2 separate regions of the Homo sapiens genome follow, and region 2 is linked to region 1. The links are chromatin loops, found by intact Hi-C in ENCODE. Cell type or tissue: CD4-positive, alpha-beta T cell. All regions are shown on one strand. Each heading gives the region's core, and the rest is flanking DNA. Links, peaks and the distances in the headings are about the cores only. Region 1 overlaps FMN1 (formin 1). Region 2 overlaps FMN1 (formin 1).

Region 1 (2,915 bases), core at 117-2,616:
AAAATTCAGAATAGGTGGGGCATGGTGTCTCACACCTGTAATCCCAGCACTTCGGAAGGCCAAGGCGGGCAGATCACTTGAGGTCAGGAATTCAAGACTAGCCTGGTCAACATGGTGAAACCTCGTCTCTACTAAAATACAAAAATTAGTCAGGTGTCTCAAAAAAAAAAAAAAATTAAGAATGAAGTCTGTTAAATGGCCAACTTTGTATGGTGAAATTTTGGTAAAAACTCCCACTGTTTTAGTGACTGAGCCCTTCCTATTTTCATGTAGTTCATCAAGAATGTGCTTCATCAGTAATACTAAATCTCTAAATGTTTAACTTCTCAAGCATGACTGATTGGCTATAGCCTATTGAAAAGTGCCAAATTTCTTTCTAAAAACCATCTCTAACAATTCACGGTTGAAGGCTTTTTTGTGCAGTAAGTCACTAAGTTAGGAAAGTGGCTTCTAAATCTACACATGAGATAACAGTAATACCAAACTCACAGTGCAGTTGTGAAAAACAGATAAGGTGGATGAAAGGGCTTTGCAGGTGATAAAGCACTGTGTAAATGTTACGCTTTTGCAGCTGTGGCTGCCACAGCTGCTGACTAAATGAGTTTATCCCCGGTCATGAGGAGCATACATCCTCATTAGAGACATGGTGTGTTATTAAGCACCACCTAAAGACAGAGAGTTTTCCTAGACTTCAGAGAAGGAAGATGGGTGGAAAGATCAAGGAAACACCACTGTGAGGCAGGTACGGCACCAGGCCCTCATGGATGGGCAACAGTCTAATAGAGAGGAGGCAGAAGGTCACTGTGGGCAGGCAGTCCAGCAGAGCAGCACGCAGTGTGCACCAAAAGGAGCCTGGAGGCCCAGAGCTTCTGGAGGGTGAGAGGAGAAGGTGGGTGCAGAGGGCAGAGTGGATCCCATAACGTCCAAAATTTTTTCAAGACAGACCAACTCTACATCTACTCCTCTTATTCGCTGAGTACCTCCAAAACTCACTGAAAAACTCCATAGATTTAGCTGAAGTTCTTAGCACTTCTGCCCATTCTTCAATAGACCAGAAAGAAGAAAGGAAGCAGCAGGAAATGGGCGGAAGTGTTAAGTTGCAAATCCTGGCAGCATGCCCAGAATGGGACCAACTCAGCAGACAGGAAGCGAAGGCAATAAAAGAGCAATCTACGCTACAGGCAGGCTGGAGCAGAAACTCGGGAAAGGAGGGAAGACAGATTACTGGAACAGCCAGTTTGCAGGGCCATGAAACCCGAACTCTTTTCGATCCGCCTTCCTGGCGAGTCTTCTGGCTCTGAAACTTTGGGAAGGAAAACTGATACCCATAAATAACTGTGGCTGTATAACTGCAAAGTGGGATAAACGTTTCATCTTGATTAAACGTAAGGTGACTCCTGACAAAGAACTGTGGTTGGCTGACTCTGTGGAGAGGCTTGCAAGATGCTGTCATGACTACATGTGGGAGTTTGAGAAAACTGCAAGATGCATGTTGCAAAAAGACATATTAAGCTTTCTGCTGTTTTCCAGGCACTGTATCAGGAGCTGGTTGGGGGAGTGATGAACGAGATAGCATCCTGTTAACAAGCAGTAGCAGACTTCCCATGTTACATTCTCTCAAACAGAGAGGAGGTCAGGCCAGATCTGTTTCTCCTCAAAAATATAATCTCAAGAAAAATCAACTGGTCGGATCATCACTACCTAACCACAGATCTCCCTCCTTATTCTTCACAACAAGAATCCGTCAAATAAGTAACGTCATGGTTAATGCTCCTCCACATTCAACCTGGACCCTAAATCCCTCTAAATAACTTGACTCTGTTCATACACAGACCACCCACTTTACCAGTCTCAAAGGATGGACCAGAACAACTATTTCCTTGAGTTAATGAGTGAACCTACATCTAACTGTAAATAAAACACTAAAAATAGGTAACTATTACTTACTAAATGAAACCCAAGTGTAACTTTCCATTAAACTCAACCTGAATAAAGTTTTTAAACAGTGAACCTTTTAAAACAGAAACCAGTCTGTAAGCATCCTAAAGCTAGTCAACCAAGACAGAAGTTAAAACACAAGTATTTTCCAATCAAACTCAGCACCATTCCAACTGAAGCTTCCACTTGGGGCTGTGAAACCCTCTTTGGACGTAAGCTATGCTGAACCTGTGGTTTCAGGCAGGTTATATTGTAATGATAGGGGAAACCAATGCCACATCCACTTGCAGTGTCTGTAGAGAACTACATCTTGCCACACATCCAAGATCTCATTCCTCAGTCTCCCTGAAAAATTCTGTTGGTAAGAGAGAAGTGAGACAGTGCTGTTTCCGAGGAATCTTATGCCTCTCTTTATTCTACAACAAATGGAGACAGATGGAAATAGAAGAAGAGGCAGCAACAGGACAGGAGAAAGGAAAGAAAGGGGAAAGGAAGGTAACAGAAGGGCAACGGGGGAAGGGGAAAATAGACAAATCATAGCAGAATGCCCAGACACGACACAGGTCAGGTGACAGAAAGGACAAAAAAGATGGGAGAAGAAAACCAAGAATGAGGCCAGAAGAAGGGAGAGGAGACACCATGGTGATGGGAGCAGTAGAGAGTGTAACAGAAGTAGGATGGAGAAATAAAGCAAGCAAACAAATTGCTCCCGGGAAAAAAAGCAAAAAGCAGACTTACGAGCAACCAAAGACCATAATTTCCAACACCCTCAGAGAGCAATAATTAGAAGCGCAACAGTTGGGAATTTGAACATGGCTGCTGACTAGGCCCGACCATCAACGGGGTCTGATTCCGGGCCTGATCCTTGACGATCTCAAGGATTCACCAGCCTCTCTCCGAACTCCAACTGCCCGCCATTTGTTCATCAACAAAATCATTCTTTCTACCTCCTAAAAGAATTTTTATTCCTATGACAT
Region 2 (2,915 bases), core at 241-2,740, 61 kb after region 1:
TGCAACCTTTGTGAATGGTTCTCCAGTCTCACCTTGAGCTCTTCTATTGCAAAGAGTTCTGTGCCCCAAAAGGAAGCCTCATGGCCTTCCAGACAGCTCTAAATGTAAAAAAAAAAAAAAACCTCTCCTTTTCTAAGTCAAAATCTATTTCCATTCATTTATTTTCATTGGTGCTTTTTTCTCACTTCCAGAGCTGCAGTGAGTATATCCAACTCCTTTCCTGCCCAATGGCCCTTTAAACACCTGACCACCAATCATGTTTCCTGAGACACTTTCTCATGCTGAGTAAACCATCCCAGGCCCTTCAGCAAGCCCTCAAATAGAAAAGTGTTTAGCCTCGAAAATCCTACATATTTCTGACTGTTCTCTAGTTTATCAGTGACCCTGCTACAAAACAGTGCTGACAGTTTTAAATGTTCCTCAAAAAAAAAAATAAATAAAAGTGAAAGTTTTGCCAGGATCACAAATACAGTTCTTGCAACTGTCACTTTAAATTATTAGAAAAACACATCTTAAATAGCCAGATTCTATCTTACTATCTCTTCACCTATCTTAAGTTTCAGTTTCCTCTTCATCATGTTTTTCTTTCTTTGCAAATTTGAAGACCATTCTTAAGTTTCTCTTGGTTGCGAGCAAATGAAACTGATTTTGGCTACCTTAAGCAAAAAGAGAAGCATATTGAATCTCATGAAATTCATGGGCAGTTTCATAAAATCAGAGAAAGAGTAGAAAGGCCAAGAGTTGGAAGAAGAGAAAGCAGAGGCTTCCAGTGGCCTCCTGCATCAGGCTCACAGGTATCTCCCTGGAGCACTTCTCTTACTGCGACTTAACTCCAGTGACTCTTAGTCAATGCAGTCCTTCAACCCAAAACTCCAGTTTTGGGAAGACATTCCATCTGGCCCACCTTGGATCAGATTTCCAGATCCCTGGTTTAACTAGTCCTGCCCAGGAACAGAGTCATGTCTACAGGGACCCCACACCTATATATTGGGGTCATTCCCAGAGAAAAGAAAGTAGATATGAACAAGGCAGACATCCCCAATTGCTGTACTTCTAAAAAAAGTAATATTCAGAAACATTGATATTAATCTATGTTTACTTTTATTTCTCCTTGTATTTTCCCCTTTGCTTAACCCCCACTAAGGCAGGTATTAGAATTGGAATTCATTGCATCAGGAGAGGTATGTGGTAAGGAGAAAAAGATAAATAGCCTGTGATTATTCCTAGATTGTGTTTCTCAAAATTCTAAACTCTTAGAACACAGGGAATTTCTTGAAGCATGTAAAAAGGAGTGAGATTTATCAACACAAAGAGTCCTGAAGAACCCTGAAAAAAGAATTATCTCCCCAGGGCTGTTGGGAAAGGAAGGCAAGAGGCTTGTGGATGCTGGAGGAAGGACACCCAGGCCCTACTTCCTGGCAGTGTCCCCAGAGAGGTCACAAGACCCTAGAGCCCTGCGTGCTATATCTAGGTAAGTAGGAACCATAGGAAATGTCAACAAAAGAATTCTGTGGGTCAAGCTCCAATGGGACACAGCCACAGATGACTACAACTGAGAGAGCTGGGAGAGCAGAATTACTGGGTGCTACAGAGTAACCCATGCATTCTGATGCCTCAATGACCAGAAGGTCCCTCTTCCCATGCCGTGGCACTGTCAGTCCCCTGGAGCCTTGACACAACTCTGGGGGGTGGTATAATACTGAGAAGGACTGAGGTTAAGTTTTCCACTTTTCCAGAAAGAAAAGGCTTGAAATAGAAATGAACATGGTTTCTAAAAAATAAAGAGATAATTTTCATATACCTGTCTTTGTAGATGGAGACTCTTATCTGCAAGGCTTGAATGAAAATGACAGGAGTAAAATGAAAATTGAGTAGTTCTGCTTCCTTGCTCTCTGTGAATTTGGCCCATCTTTTTCAAGCAGCTGGATTTGTACATCATGCACTGATTGAAATGCTAAAAGCCCTCTTTTTAAAAAGTCAACTTTGGCCGGGCACGGTGGCTCATGCCTGTAATCCCAGCACTTTGGGAGGCCGAGGCGGGCAGATCACAAGGTCAGGAGTTCGAGACCAGCCTGGCCAAGATGGTGAAACCCTGTCTCTACTAAAAATGCAAAAAAAAAAAATCAGCCAGGTGTGGTGGCGCACGCCTGTGATCCCAGCTACTCAGGAAGCTGAGGCAGGAGAATTGCTTGAACCCAGGAGGCAGAGGTTGCGTTGAGCCAAGATCATGCTGCTGCACTCCAGCCTGGGCGACAGAGGGAGACTTTGTCTCAAAAAAAAAGTCGAGTTAGCATTTTTTTCAAATCCTCTTGTTATTCATGACCTTAGTGTTCCTGAAGCTGTTGCCCTGGGTCCATGTCATACCTTTCTATACATAGTCTTAGACTATATCTCCCTTTCCTCTCTTCTGTGTGTTTCTTCCTTCTTAGATGTGGTTCAGGCAGAAGGTCCCTGCACAACTACTTTGGAGTCTTCAGCTGTGTCTCCCTTTTGCTTTATCATTTGCCAAGTTTGTGACTATGATATCAGAATTTTGTTTTTCTTAATAAATTCTGTTAAGTTCCTGAATTTAGCTAATGGTGCTGCAATGTGGCAGCTATTGATACATTTTAACAAAAGATGAAGAAAAAAAAAAAGTCAAGACCTAGAAACTGAGTCTGAGAGTTGACTGCCTTCATTTTCGTAGGCTGCAGGGCTGTTACTTCCTAAAGAGAAGTTGAGTGATGTAATGAACAAAGCCCAGGGAGTCAGGTGACCTGGATCTATTCTTGGCTGTGCCACTGACCGTGTGTGACCTTGGGCAAGTCACTTTTAATCTCCCATCTCAGTTTTCTCCACTGTATAACTAGAAAAATATCTTGTCACTTAACAAGAGAAAATTTGGGCATAAGAGTTACTGTTGCTTGCTGCTTGAA

Evidence for each region. Peaks named below come from ENCODE experiments on the same cell type or tissue, not always from the same donor. Only the 100,000 strongest peaks of a DNase experiment are listed, where the experiment ranks them.
Region 2: a loop joins it to region 1, with 2.6 times the contacts of the local background. A loop is called at or near these places in 4 of 110 quality-filtered maps.

Annotation. Positions count from the first base shown.
Region 1 is chr15:33,125,545-33,128,459 of GRCh38, forward strand. All of the region lies in intron 4 of FMN1 (formin 1), which reads right to left. Among named protein-coding and RNA genes, the nearest start is that of FMN1, 68 kb to the right of the region's middle. In CD4-positive, alpha-beta T cell, for the core only: no CTCF peak of the experiment used is centred there; a DNase peak (open chromatin) is centred at 1,107; H3K4me3 peaks cover 792 bases.
Region 2 is chr15:33,186,068-33,188,982 of GRCh38, forward strand. All of the region lies in intron 2 of FMN1 (formin 1), which reads right to left. Among named protein-coding and RNA genes, the nearest start is that of FMN1, 7.2 kb to the right of the region's middle. RefSeq lists a silencer at 2,667-2,726. In CD4-positive, alpha-beta T cell, for the core only: no CTCF peak of the experiment used is centred there; no DNase peak of the experiment used is centred there.